Regions from separate parts of the Homo sapiens genome. Here region 2 is linked to region 1. Evidence: chromatin loops called from intact Hi-C (ENCODE). Cell type or tissue: mammary epithelial cell. All regions are shown on one strand. Links, peaks and the distances in the headings refer to the core of each region. The heading gives the core; the rest is flanking DNA.

Region 1 (6,564 bases), core at 643-5,642:
TTCCAGTCCCACCATGCCAAAATCTGAAGATGCTTGAGTCCCTGCTATAAAATGGTAGAGTATTTGCATGCAACCTATGCTAGTCCTCCCATGTACTTTACATCATCTTTAGATTACTTATAATACCTATAATACCAAGTATGATGTAAATGCTACCTAAATAGTTGTTATACTGTATTTTTAAAATAATTTGTATTGTTTTTATTGGTACATTGTTATTTTTATAGTTTTTTCTGAATATTTTCAATCCATTGTTGGTTTAATATGGAGGTGTGGTACCTGTGGATACAGAAAGCCAACCACAGGAAACTTTCAGAAGCAGTTCAGATCACTAATGTTCCCTCATTATCCAGAGACACAATCACAAATCCTTCATTTTTGTTCTCTAAGCAGGAGTCTTCGAATAGATTACTAAATTGGGATCAGACTACTTTAACTGTAGGGCAAGTGAGGGCCTTTAGGTCAATTCCACAAAGAACATCAGGTAACATCATGCTGTGGCATAAAACTGGGATGCATTCCATCTCAACCCATGGAGAACGGTGGAACTCAGGCAGAAATATGTATGCAGGTAATTGTAATAAAAAAAGGATAGGCCGGGCACAGTGGCTCACGCCTGTAATCCCAGCACTTTGGGAGGCCAAGGCAGGTGGGTCACCTGATGTCAGGAGTTCAAGACCAGCCTGGCCAACATGATGAAATCCCACCTCTACTAAAATTACAAAAATCAGCCAGGTGTGGTGACGGGCGCCTGAACCCCAGCTACTTGGGAGGCTGAGACAGGAAAATTTCTTGAACCTGGGAGGCAAAGGCTGCAGTGAGCTGAGATCATGTCACTGCACTCCAGCCTGGGCGACAGAGCGAGACTCCATCTCGGGGGAAAAAAATGATAAACAGTGAAACCAGTTCAACCTCTGAGGCGAGATGGACCTGGGAACCTAACCACAAGCTCATGTTCCTCATCTGTAGGTAGACAGATGATGGCTGCCTGGCTGGCTGGAGAGAAAGAGATAGATAGATAATCAACCTCCACCTAAGAAAGATAAGGGTTAAGTTAGATCACGGCTTCTCAACATTGGCATTTGGGGGTGGATAATTCTTTGTTGTAAGGGCCTATACTGTTCATCATAGAATGGCTGATGGCATCCATGGCCTCTACCCACTAGGTACTAGCAGTGCGTACCCAGTCAGGACAATCAAATATGTCTCGGACATTGCCAAATGCCCCCTGGAGAACAAAATAGCCACTAGCTGAGAACCACTGATTTGGATCACATAGGAGAAAGAATGCGATGTATGGTCATTGCTCATAAAACATTAGTACCCTTGCCTTTTCCCTTTACCTACAGTGTCATATACATACTGTCATATACTTGCAAGTTTTACATACAATGAAACTTCTTTGTTTTGCCAATTGGAAAAAAACCTTCCCTAGCTTCCCACCACCACCCAGGACAGTGCCTGAAGAAAAGCTACAAACACAAAGTAATGGATTTTATTAGTATTATTTTGTGTACTTCTTTGCATACACAAAATTGTAGAACAGGCCCTCAAAGTGCCCTAAAAAGTGACGTATTAACTTAGTACCAGTAACAGGCCAAGTGTGGTGGCTCACACCTGTAATCCTAGCACTTTGGGAGGCCAAGGCGGGCACATTGCTTGAACCCAGGAGTTCAAGACCAACCTGGGCAACATAGTGAGACTCAGTCTCTACAAAAAAATACAAAAATTAGCTAAGTGTGGTGGCGTGCACCTGCAGTCCCAGCTACTCGGGATGCTGAGGTGGATCACCTGAGCCCAGGAAATCGAGGCTGCAGTAAGTCGTGATCGCACTATTGCACTCCAGCCTCAGCAACAGAGTGAGACCCCATCTCAAAAACAAAAAACAAAAGACTTAGTACCAGTAACAAAAACGACAAATAAGCCAAGAAGAAATCCTGAGTAATCATTTTGTTCACTGACTGGGAGCTGTCTAAAAGGCAATTAGCTGGTCTGAGAGAGATGAAAAATGGCAATTTCAGGAAAGAAATAAGAAAAGACTTATGCGTGCATTAGCCAAAGGAAATGAACTTCAAGTGACAAAAGTTCTTACTTGACATTTTCATTTAGCTGTAAACAATTATATAATGTTTACCCTGGCAGGCTGGAACTAAGTAGTAATGAGGTTTTGATATATCATATCCAATAACAGACCACTACAACAATGAGGTTTGATTTGTCTTTCTTCTCTTTACACTAATAATTTCTAAGGATAGCTTGCCTTTAGTAGTTGCTATTAGCACTACAAAAAAAAAATAGTTGTTAGTCATCCAATCCAATGAAAATAGTTAGGAAGCCTCAATTCTAAAGACTGCAGAAAATTGTTTGCCTTTAAAATTTAATTAGACCACAACTCTACAGAGCACTTCTACTTGCATGTGAGGACTAGCATGAGATACCAGCAGATAGGCTTCTAGCCCGTGGACAAGGACTGTCCGAAGCATAAGCTACCCAGGAAGGGACTCACGTCAGCGCTGGGCCAGAGCTCCTTAATTACACTCTCGATCCTGTTCACCACCTCCATCCGCATCTTCTCCTCCTCAGGTCTTGGAGACATGTATTCATAAAAATCACTGATTTCTTCATGCAGACTGAAGAAAAAAACAGAAAAGTTAATATGAACAGGGCCAATCTAATGAGAAATCACTATCTTAAATAATCTTATCTAATTAAGTCTTATAATTCAGCTGATGACTACCTTAATTTTAATGTTATAACTCAAGATAAGCTAAAATGGGAATGTACAGAATTTAATCAAAAAACCCAAAATAATTAAATAATGAGAAATTTCCTGTGCAAAACACTTGCTGGGGTGCTGGTGATTTAAATAAAATAAAACAAGCATACGGGCTGGCCTCTGCCTTTCCACTTCTGATCTAATAGACACAAGATACTGAACCCAGGTGACACAGGCAAGTTTCCTGGCAGTAGGGACTGACCCTCTTATCTCTTGGGGATCCATTCCTCACAGTAGCAAACAGTACATCTTTCATAATGTTTGCTCAGTGAATTAAGTGTCAAATGAACAAATCAGGCAGTGAACAACAGCAAAGTCTTGAAAAGAATGGCTGGCAAAGGCTCCATGAAGGAGCTGAAGACTTCCAGAGCCTGCGAGGTACAGGGCAATCAGCCAGCTACAAGGGCTGTGGCAGGCAGAGTGGGAGAAGCATCTGTAGAGGAAAGCAGGCCCCAGCAGAGGGCAGGCTCTGAATGACTGGCTAAGAGGTTCAAGCTTTCCCCCTGTGGCAACAGATAGCTATTTAAATGTTTCTGAGAGGGACCAAAAGAGACTGACTTCAAAAATGCAGCATTTTAAGAAGATTAAACTGGCAACTATGGAAACAATGGACCAGCAAAGAGACTAGACTGGATGCAGGGAAAAGTCATGAATCACTGAGTTGCAAAAGGATTGGATGAAGGCCTAGAGGCTGGTGGAAGGAAAGGAATGGGCTCCAGAAACAAAAGACACACACATACCCACACCCTGCGGATAGGCGCAGCGCCTGACTATCATGGTGGTGGGGGGCTAAGGATGCCTTCAAGGGCTGAAGCCTGAGGGACTGGGGGAAAACTACTGGTCTGGAAGAAAGGACAAACTCACTGGGCTGAGCAATGACTTGAACATAGTCAGGACGGGGGACAGAGAGAAAAGCAGCATTCCTTTCTAAGTTGGTGAGGCTGTGAAGAGCTATGGCTGGGAAGGGAAAGTGAAGTGGTCAGCTCACCTTCCCTAGAGCACTGACCACCCACGAGGACTGAGCCACAGAGGTAAGCACAGGGACTCTACCAACTGGGATAGACCAGAAGGCTCGGAGCAACAGGTGCAAAGTGCCTTAGGGGAAGGAGGGGCAGGGGGTTTGGCCTGGGGCACAGCAGTGGTAAGGAAGGGCAGCCACAGCTTAACAGAGCCTTGAAGGAGGAGCATGTCTGCAACTGCATGGCAACTTCAGGGTCCAGAGCAGGAAGCTCGAAAAACTGGCAGGCCAAAAATTGTTTTAGGGAAGGAAAAAAAAGTGTCTACATCCCAATCCCCAAAGACTATAACTTTTGCTACAAGAAACCTTAGAAAGTGAAAATGTGACTGATTAAGCAATCCATAGTTCCTCCTTCTGATTTTTTATTTTTAGCCTAAGAGTCAAAAACCTTGAGTTCTAGACTCAGGTTCTGCCTGAGGGCAGCTGTGTTCCCTCTGACAGGTGACTGGCACTCTCAGGCTTCAGTGTGTCAGGTACAGCACACAGCTGGTAAGCAGGAGCCTTTTCAGGCCTTCAGTTTCAAAACCTGGGCCTTTCGTAGAGGATGATTTACAACAGCGTTCGGCCTGTTTGCTATGCAATATGTCATAAAACGTGGATCTTAAAACTCCAGAGAGGTCTGTAGGTGAATCCAGAAGATATCCCAGTGGGGACGTTTTCCTTGCTATGCCTCTGGGTACCTCAGGACCTTCAACTTCCGTTTCGAAGTTTTGTTTTGATTTGAGTTTCCCAGGTTTGATTATGTTCTCTAAGGTTATCTAAACCCTTCTGCTTCTTGAAGACAGCAGCTGAATGGGAATAGCTGTTAGGAAGCTTATGCTTTGCTGTGCTCTTCTGCACAGGTTGGCTGGCAAAGATGAGGGCCATGAATAAACGACAGAACAAATGGACTGCTTCTTATCTCATTGCGTAGTCTGCTGTGAGTGATCGGAGTTTATTTGTAGTTCTAAAGCAGATCCATAGAAAAACTGCATTTTAACCAATGGGGGGGAAAAATCTCCTAAATGTGACTGCATCTACTCTCAAGGCCCCCTTACGAATTTTCTAATTCAAATAAAGGCAAAAAATATTTAGCACAACTGCCAGTCAATCTGAAGTCATAAGAAACTTATTAAGAATTCATTCTCTGGCCAGGCGCAGTGGCTCACGCCTGTAATCCCAGCACTTTGGGAGGCTGAGGCAGGCAGATCGCCTGAGGCCAGGAGTTGGAGACCATCTGGCCAACACGCAAAACCCCATCTCTACTAAAAATATAAAAATTAGCTGGGTGTGGTGGCGCATGCCTGTAATTCCAGCTCCTCGGGAGGATGAGGCACAAAAATCACTTCAACTTGGGAGGTGGAGGCTGCAGTGAGCTGACACCGTGCCACTGCAATCCAGCCTGGGCAATGGAGTGAGACTTTGTCTCAAAAAAAAAAAAGACAATTCATTCTCTAAACACTACCAAGTGCCTATGTTCAAGGCACTAGGAGAAAACTGGCTCATAAAACATGATCCTTGCCCTGGGTCACTTCCATCTAACAATGAAAAGGAACACTTATTTAAAGCAGTTTTGTAGTGTGTGCAATGCATATGTTCTGTACTATTCTGCCACAGGCAGCTTCCAGATGAATGATTCAGAGCTTTCCAATGATCACAGCTGCCCAGGATGGACTGGGTCACCTTGTAGGTTAGTAAGGTTCCTGTTACTACCAGCATAAAGAAACCAGATGACCATGAGGCAAACAAAGGTCCAATAAAAGGGCTTTCTGAGCTTGGTAAAAAGTTGGAAAAGATTCTAAAATTCACTTTCAGTGCTGCAATTCTAGGGTTCTAACTAGCACATTAATTTGGGGGGAATTATTATAGATTTATAAGACAGGCTCTGAAGACTACCCTCAACAATCAATAGCCCATGGCACCACCTTCCTATTTTAGAAAAAATGGTTCCACAGGTTATTGTATTTTGATTGATGCATATTTGCCACACTGGAAGGAGAAAAGAGGAATACAGAAAAAGAGGAGGGCTATTATTAAAGCAAAGCCACACTTGCAAAGTCAGAAGAGGAAATCCAATCTCGGGTCTGCCAGGCTCAGTTTCTCATCCACACCAGGCACAAGCATCACCATCTCACCTATATGTAACTAGCTACGTGTGAAATACTCAGAGAACAACCAGATAAAATATCTTGGAATACTGAGGAAATAAACTTCAAGTACAGATTTTAAAATAATTCTAACAGGCTCTATCCTCAGGACTGAGTAATTTTACTGGCACAGTGCCTTGCATATTCAGGCACTTAAAATACCCTGACGAGCTGGAAGTCCGTTTGTAGAGTGTGCACTGTAAGTCTGGCTCTCATTTGAGTGGCAGAGTGGACCACCTGAGGAATTTTGTAGGCTTGCTTTCACATGGTAATATAATTTTATGCCTCTGAAAGCATCCAAGTACACAGAGAAAACTTCAGTTTCTCCCATGTTTGGATCAAAATTTAATATGATTTATGAGTAGGTATTGCTGGATGACACATGCCCATTGTTACAGTTTCTCATATGAAATTATAAAATACATCATACTGAACTAAGAATGATGAAAAAAAGTATAGAATACAACTCTTCCGTGATCTGAACCTGTATGTACCCAAAATACAGTGCCCTCTCTAGGATATCAATGTTTTTATGTTAAAAGGAAAAGTGGCTCGGGCACAGTGGCTCACGCCTGTAACCCTAGCATTTTGTGAGGCTGAGGCGGGTGGATCGCTTGAGTCCAGGAGTTCGAGACCAGCCTGGA
Region 2 (6,564 bases), core at 605-5,604, 350 kb after region 1:
TCCCAAAGTGCTGGGATGACAGGCATAAGCCAGGGCCTCCCTAGCAGGTGATCCATCCGTTTCATCTTCCCAAAGCGCTGGGATTACAGGTGTGAGCCACGGCACCTGGCCAAGGTGGGCATTTGGTCACTTACTGGAAAGCATCCCTTGAGCAACTCTGGGAGCTCTGCAGGGATCATAGGTCTGAGGCCACAAAGTGAACACTGCCTTGTTTTCTTTATTGTCCTATCTTGTTTTTGTAGCCCACCAGACCCTCGTGCATTCACCAGACTGCTCAAAATGACGCCTGCCTCTTGAAAATTCAAGGAAGAAGCCTCAGTTGCTGCACATGTAGGAAAAACATTCTTAAGGAGCATGGTTGGGGAAGGCACCGCCTTGGGCAAGAGGTTTCCCCTCTTCCAGCCAAGTTATGACTTTGAAGGAAGATGCACCTTTTTGTGGGCAAAGTCTTACTTGTTCTCAAAAACCTCAACTTGGAATTTCTCTTGCATTTATGATGGTGGCTCCTGCTCCTTACAGCTTACAGTGGGTTTCCACAGCCACTCCTCCAAGCAGGGCAGGAGCAGCTGTTCACTTTCCGGCGAAGAAGGAGAGCCCAGAGGGGCCCCTTCTCATAGGGGAGGGGACTGGACCCCCTATTCCCTGCCAGAAGTAGGCAGGTGGGGGGTATAAAACACACCTGAAAATGACCCTTTCTGGTCCAAGGTCACCCGTGAGAAGCAAGGCCCAGGTGTCACCTGGTGTCCCTTGAGGCCCTTGCAGTCCGAGCTCAGAGGTGGGTGGGGATTGCAAATAAGGAAGGCACTATTGGCTTTTTGTTCCTTTGAGATTTTCCTTAAAACAACATTTTTCTGGAAGGAGTTAAAAATGAAACAAGCTTCAGAAGAAGCGGGACGGGCCGAGGCGGGGACAAGGTCGGGCTCCCTCTGCACCCTGACTGCCGCTGAGCTGGGAGACGCCGAACTTGGCGGGGGAGGGCGGAGCGTCGGGAAACGGACATACGTGCAGGCGACGCGTGGGAGGGGGCCCGGAAAACTTTGTGAGCGGCTCCAGGATCTCGTCCTTTCGGATTAGGTCAGGATGGGCTATTGCGGGCTCCCCATCCTGTTGCCCCCACCTCCGTCCTCAGTCTTCAGCAGGCCCCTAGGGGTGGAAAAGGGCAGCCCCGTGGGACTCCAACCACCCCTCTCCCCCGACGGCCCCTCTTTCGTCCCGCACACGCATTCCCCACCGCGCTCCTTTTGTCCGCCCCCTCACTCTCCAGACTCCCGGCTGGGCAGGATCCGCAATCTCCAGCCCCCCAGAAAGCCTGGGCGGGCGAGCTGGGGGCCGTTCCCCGCCCCCTACCTCTAGCAGAGGCAGCCCGCGGCGGGGGCACCCCAGAGCCGAGGCCAATCGTCCCCCTCCCCCAGCGTGTGCCATCTGCCGCCTGTCAGCCACTCTCCGCGGGCCTCGATCCCAGGCGCCGGCGGGGGTGGGGGAGCGGCTGATTCTGCCCCTCCTTCCTGGCTCCTTCCCAGGCGCCTCGCGGCCCCTGCCCTCGCCTCGGCCCTTGGCACCCCCGGTTCAGCCCAACTCCGTCCATCCCTGGGCCGCGGGGGCGTGGGGGGGGGGGCTCCTATTCCCTCCGGGAAGGCCGAGATGTTGGACACTCTTGGACGCACAAGCTGGGGAGGACTGTGGCCTGGGGATGGTAGCGCTAACCTGGGGAGGGGCGGCCCTCAAGGCTTAGGTCTAGTTAGGGGACGTCTCGGTCCTGGCCTCCGCCCCTCTGGGGAGCCTCGCTCGCCCGCTGCCGCTGTCAGGGTGTCCAGCTAGGCGTCGCGTTTAGCCCGTCACCCGACTCTACCTCTGAGACTGCCTAGGGCGCGCGCGCCTGGCCCCCCTGCCTCAGGCCTCTCCGCATCCTCCAGCTCGCGCTCCCCAGCCGCGGGGGTGCGTGGGTGGCATCTACCTCGGCAATCAGCCCAGCACGGGGTTGGCGAGCAGGGCCCGGCGGGACCGCGGAGAGAGCTGAGCGGGGCCGGGCCCGGCTGGCCGGCAGGCTGGGGAGCGGCGGGGCGCGGGCACCCTGCGTGGGGCGGGCGCCGCGGCCCGGCCGGCCCCGGCGCTGTTCTCGGCGGGCAGCGGGTTTTTCCGTGAAAGGTTGCCCTGGGTAACTCGTCTCCGAGGGGACGTAGCCCTCCCCTCTCCAAGTGGCAACTTATCGATCCGAGAGATTGATAACCCCCAGCGCCGCGCCGTGCACCCGCTCCGTTCTCCTGGCTCCGGGGCGCGCCGGCCCAAGGTGGCGCCACTCACCCGGGAGGGGGGCGAGGTCGGGGCCGCTCCCCACCCGAGACCTGGCCGCCTGCAGCTAGTTGGGGAGGGAGAGGCTCCGAGGAACGGTTTAGGGGAGCCGTCTGGGGAAGACTTTTCCCAAGTCAGAACCCTTCCCGGGCCTGCCCGGAGACCAGAGTCTCAGCCGGTTCAGGAGCTGCGGGGGACGCGCGGCGCCCCCTGGCGGCTGGGTAAAACCTCGCAGAAAGTAGCAGCTGGTTTATTTCTTCTGACAACTGCGCGGGGAGGGGGTGCTCCTGCAAGGTCTCAGGGGTAAGGTGTTCCTTTTACAGTCGGACAGAGGAAGTGCACACCAGGCGCGAGAATTCTACAAATAAGGGTGTAGGGGGCGCACGGGGTTAGCCCAGTGGTGGAAGAATTTGTTGGATGTGGGGCAGGGGTGGTCTTTGAACACCGACCGGTGGGCAAAAGCCAACCTGGCAGAGCCAGGTCCCTGGATAGTTCATGTGCGTGAGGCATACATCGCGAGGTGGCAATACTAGGGCAGCCCAACTCCGTTTGCTCCCCCATTCTTTCACTTTTTACAGTTTGTGAGGCTCATGCGTCTTGGCGAGCTTGACAGCCGCGTGGGCCCTAAGTGTGTTCCCTCCTCCTGCCCCCGGTGCAGCCAGCGCCCGAGCCCCGGCCCCGCGTGCTGGTGCGGTGCCCGCGCCCGCGCCGTGCCTGCCGCCGCCGCCGCCGCCGCCACCACGGTCCGGGTTTTGCGGGCGGCCGGAGCTGTATTTCCAGCGCTGTCCATCGCTCGGTGCTGTTGGCCCTCTCTCCGTCTGATCCGAGCCGGAGCAGTGCGGGGCGCCCCACGGGATCAGAGCGCTCCCCCGCCGGGACTCCGCTCCTCACATCCTCCTGCTGGGACCCGGCTACATTTCCAGCCAAGCCTGGCTTTATTATGTGTCTCTGCAGTGCAGCCCCAGCAGCCGGATCGGGAGGAGGAGAGCCAGCGACCACAAAGAAGACAGGAGCGCGAGGGAGGCTGGCGGGCGGGCCGGCGCCGGCTGGAGCGCGGAGGAGCCGGGGCGCAGCCGCCGCCGCCGCTGCCCAGGAGGACGGGAGCCCGGCCGCCGCCGCCGCCGCCTGCTCGTCCTCCTCTTCCGCCACCGCGGCCGCCGCCTCCCCCCTCTCCGAGCCCCTGGCCCATGGAGGCAGCTAGCGGGGCCGGCGACTTGGCACCGGCCTGGGGATCGGCTGCGCGCCTCGCGCTGAGCACCGCAGCCCGAGGGCAGGCAGCGGCGGCCCGGCGCACGGGCTGAGCGATGCCCGGGGCACGGGCGCGCCTGCCGGCCGCCGCCTGAGCGCCCCCGCGCGCCCCTTCCTCCTCCGGGGGGCCGGCGCCGGGCCGATCCGAGAGCCAGAGAAGGGGGCGTGAGCCAGGGGCCCCGAGCCGCGGCTTCCGAGCCACTGCGGCCGTTTCGAGCCTCCCCTCCAAGTAGGCTGAGTTGAGGGACCCCCGCCCCCCATCCATCATAATCTCCAAACCAGGCGCTTGGGCATTTTTGAGCCATTAATATTTATTATTTTTTTTTGTGCGGCAGGGGATAATTCGAAGGCTTCTTTTTTTTTTTTTTCCTGGGGGGTACTGAGCTTCCGCGCTCCCGACCGCCTCCCGGTCTCCTCCCCCCTTGAGATACCCTCGACTCCAGCCCCGTTCCCCCTCCTCAGATGGGTTCATTGTGAGCTCCGCACCGGGCTGCGTGGCCGGACGCCTGCAAACTTTGCACAAAAATCCGGCAAGGGGCGGAGGAGGAGGAGAAGGAGGAGGAGGGTGAGGGTGGCGGTAGGGTGGGGGAGGGAAGGAGGGGGCCGCAGGGGCCGGGGGCCGGCGGGGGGTTGGGAGGAGGAGGGGGGCGGCTTTTTTTTTTTTTTTTTTTTTTTTTTTTTTGCATAACTCGGCTCGGCCGAGTGGCCTCCGGACTCCCCGCGCCGCTGGGACCGCCGCTTGGATCGGGAGCCCCGGACTGCCGCATTGCAACAGGCAGGGCCCCGGCGCGCCCCCCGGGCCTCCCCCCGCCTTCGAGCGGCCTCGGCCGGCCCGGGCTGCCCCCCCAAGGGAGGCCGCCCCGGACCTGCGGTCCGCTCCCCACAGCCGCCAACCGGGCTGCAAAAAAAAAAGTTTCCAAGAGACAGGCGGAGGAGAAGGGGGAGAAGGGCTGCCCGGAGCGGCGGGGGGCGGCGGGGGGAGCCGGCTGCGGAGGGCGACGGAGCGCCCGGAGCCCCGGACATGTCCAGGCGGAAGCAGGCGAAGCCGCGCTCGGTGAAAGGTGAGCGAGCGAGGCCCGGCGGAGGCGCGAGCGAGCGAGCGAGGAGGGAGGGAGCGAGGGAGGAGGGACCGGCGAGCGGGCTGGCTGCCGGGGACCCGCGCGAGCGAGCCGAGAGGAGGAGGAGGAGGCGGCAGAGGAGGCGGAGGCGGAGGCGGAGGCGGAGGAGGGGGAGGAGGAAGCCGGGAGCAGGAGGCGGAGGCGGCGGCGGCGGCGGCGGCGGCGGAGGGGGTACGCCGCGGACACCCTCCCTGCCCGGACTCGGCGCCGTCGCCCTTGGGGGACCCAGGCCTGGGGGCGCCGCTAAGGGGCCCTTGCCGCTCCCTCCGTGCGGGGCCCGGGCCCGTGTGGCCAATCAAGGGGTGCTGGCCCGACTTGGCGGGGATTGCGAATCTCGGCGGCGGCGGGCGGGCGACAGGAGGAAGGAAGAGGCGGCGAGGACGGGCGCCCGGCAGGCCGACCGCTCCTCGCTGGCCCCGGGCCTCGCTGGCTCTCTCTGGCCCCTGCCTGGTCGCCCGAGGACGCGGGGAGCGGCGGGCGCTGTCGGCGAGCGCCCCGGGCGCCGCGCCCTCGCCCCGGCCGCCTGGCGCCCCCTCCCGCCCCTGCCCAGGCCTTCTCCCGGCCCGGGCCCCTGCACTTCCTGCCTCCTCCACCGAGGCCCACCGGGCAGGGAGCCTCCGCCAGGAGTTCATTGTCTGCACGGCGCCGGCGGGACGCAGGTCCTCAGGGGAGCTCAGCGGCCGCGGTGCGCGCCCCTCCGCGGAGGGCGCCCCGGATCTGACCCCGGGCACCGGCACCCTGGATCTGACCCCGGGCACCGGCACCCTCGACACCCAGGCCGGCTTTCTGTGCTGGCTCCCCGGGGTGCGCGCGTTTGTGGGGAGCTGCAGATATATAGATACACACACCCATCCCTTCGTCTCCACGCTTTGCTTTCTATTTCCAGCGAGGGCCCCCAGCTCGAGGGGACCCCTGGAGAGTAGAGGCCCCGGGGAAAGGCCGCGCGCCGGCAGCAGAGCCCCTCCCCTGGCCTCCTCTCCCCGCGGCTGGCCTTTCCAGGCCTTGCCTGCTGCTTTGTCCCGATTCTAGCCCCTCGGTTGGGTGCCCGGGCGCTCGGCTGTGAGATGGGAGATGATCGAGGAAGGGGGGAACGATGAGAGCGGCTAAGTCTACGGAGCCAAAAGCCCCCAGGCCCTTGTCTTCTCCCATCTCCCCTGATGACCTCTGGCCTGAGCCCAGTTCTGCTCTGAAAAGTTCATTTCCTGGAGGCCTGCGCGGGAAGGCGCTGGGGCCCCGCTCCCTTCCTGCCAGCCTTGCGCCTGGCTGGAATGGCTGGAACTGAATCTGGCAAGGAGGATCTTGAGACACTCGTCAGTTCTGTCCTCCTGAAGTCCCCGGAGGGACTGCCCCCGGCCCAGCAGAGATCCTCCCCGTCATATTAGAAGGAGACCAACTGAGTCCAAACGGAGCGCCCGGCCCGTTCCTACTCCTCCTTTTCCCTGAGAGAAGTTGGTCTTGTTCGCCTCACCCTGGCTGGTCTCCCAATCCGGGACAGCCTGGCCTGCTCCACAGAACTGGGGGTTCAGAGGGTGTTCTGATTGGGGGACAGGGAAACCAGAAGAGAGACTCCAAGAAGAGGACGGGAAAGAAGGGTGGATGTTTCTCTTTTGCTGATGGAAGGGCTGTACGGCTTGAAATAATACTGGATTTCTTTTCTCTTTCCCTGGCTCACTGCTCACTCCTTCAGGAGCCACTTAAGAGGCGACCCAGAAGAAAATGTGGAATTGGAATTTCTGGTTGGAAAAACAGTTTTATTTAACTCAGGCAGTTGATTTTGAGTTTGCAAAGCTTGCTTACCTAGACTTCCAATCCACTTCTCCAAACCTCCTTACGTTAGACGGCGAGACCCAGAAAGCAAAAGGAGAGCAGTTTGCAGTGAACAGATGGGTGGGTGTTTCAAAGTTGCTTG

The links. Hi-C counts contacts between places; a loop is a spot of excess contacts. Peaks named below come from ENCODE experiments on the same cell type or tissue, not always from the same donor. Only the 100,000 strongest peaks of a DNase experiment are listed, where the experiment ranks them.
Region 2: a loop joins it to region 1, with 13 times the contacts of the local background. A loop is called at or near these places in 2 of 110 quality-filtered maps.

Annotation. Positions count from the first base shown.
Region 1 is chr16:50,207,389-50,213,952 of GRCh38, reverse strand. TENT4B (terminal nucleotidyltransferase 4B) reads right to left here. Exons shown (of 12, transcript NM_001365324.3): 2 at 2,507-2,630. Among named protein-coding and RNA genes, the nearest start is that of ADCY7, 56 kb to the left of the region's middle. RefSeq lists silencers at 3,081-3,375, 5,221-5,515 and an enhancer at 3,892-3,951. In mammary epithelial cell, for the core only: a CTCF peak has its summit at 3,235 (motif pointing right); DNase peaks (open chromatin) are centred at 3,232 and 5,412; H3K27ac peaks cover 775 bases.
Region 2 is chr16:49,853,769-49,860,332 of GRCh38, reverse strand. It overlaps ZNF423 (zinc finger protein 423), which reads left to right and starts at 4,221. Exons shown (of 8, transcript NM_001379286.1): 1 at 4,221-4,598. The coding sequence starts at 4,559. RefSeq lists a silencer at 4,718-4,977. In mammary epithelial cell, for the core only: CTCF peaks have their summits at 2,496 (motif pointing left) and 3,107; DNase peaks (open chromatin) are centred at 3,192 and 4,652; H3K4me3 peaks cover 3,719 bases; H3K27me3 peaks cover 767 bases.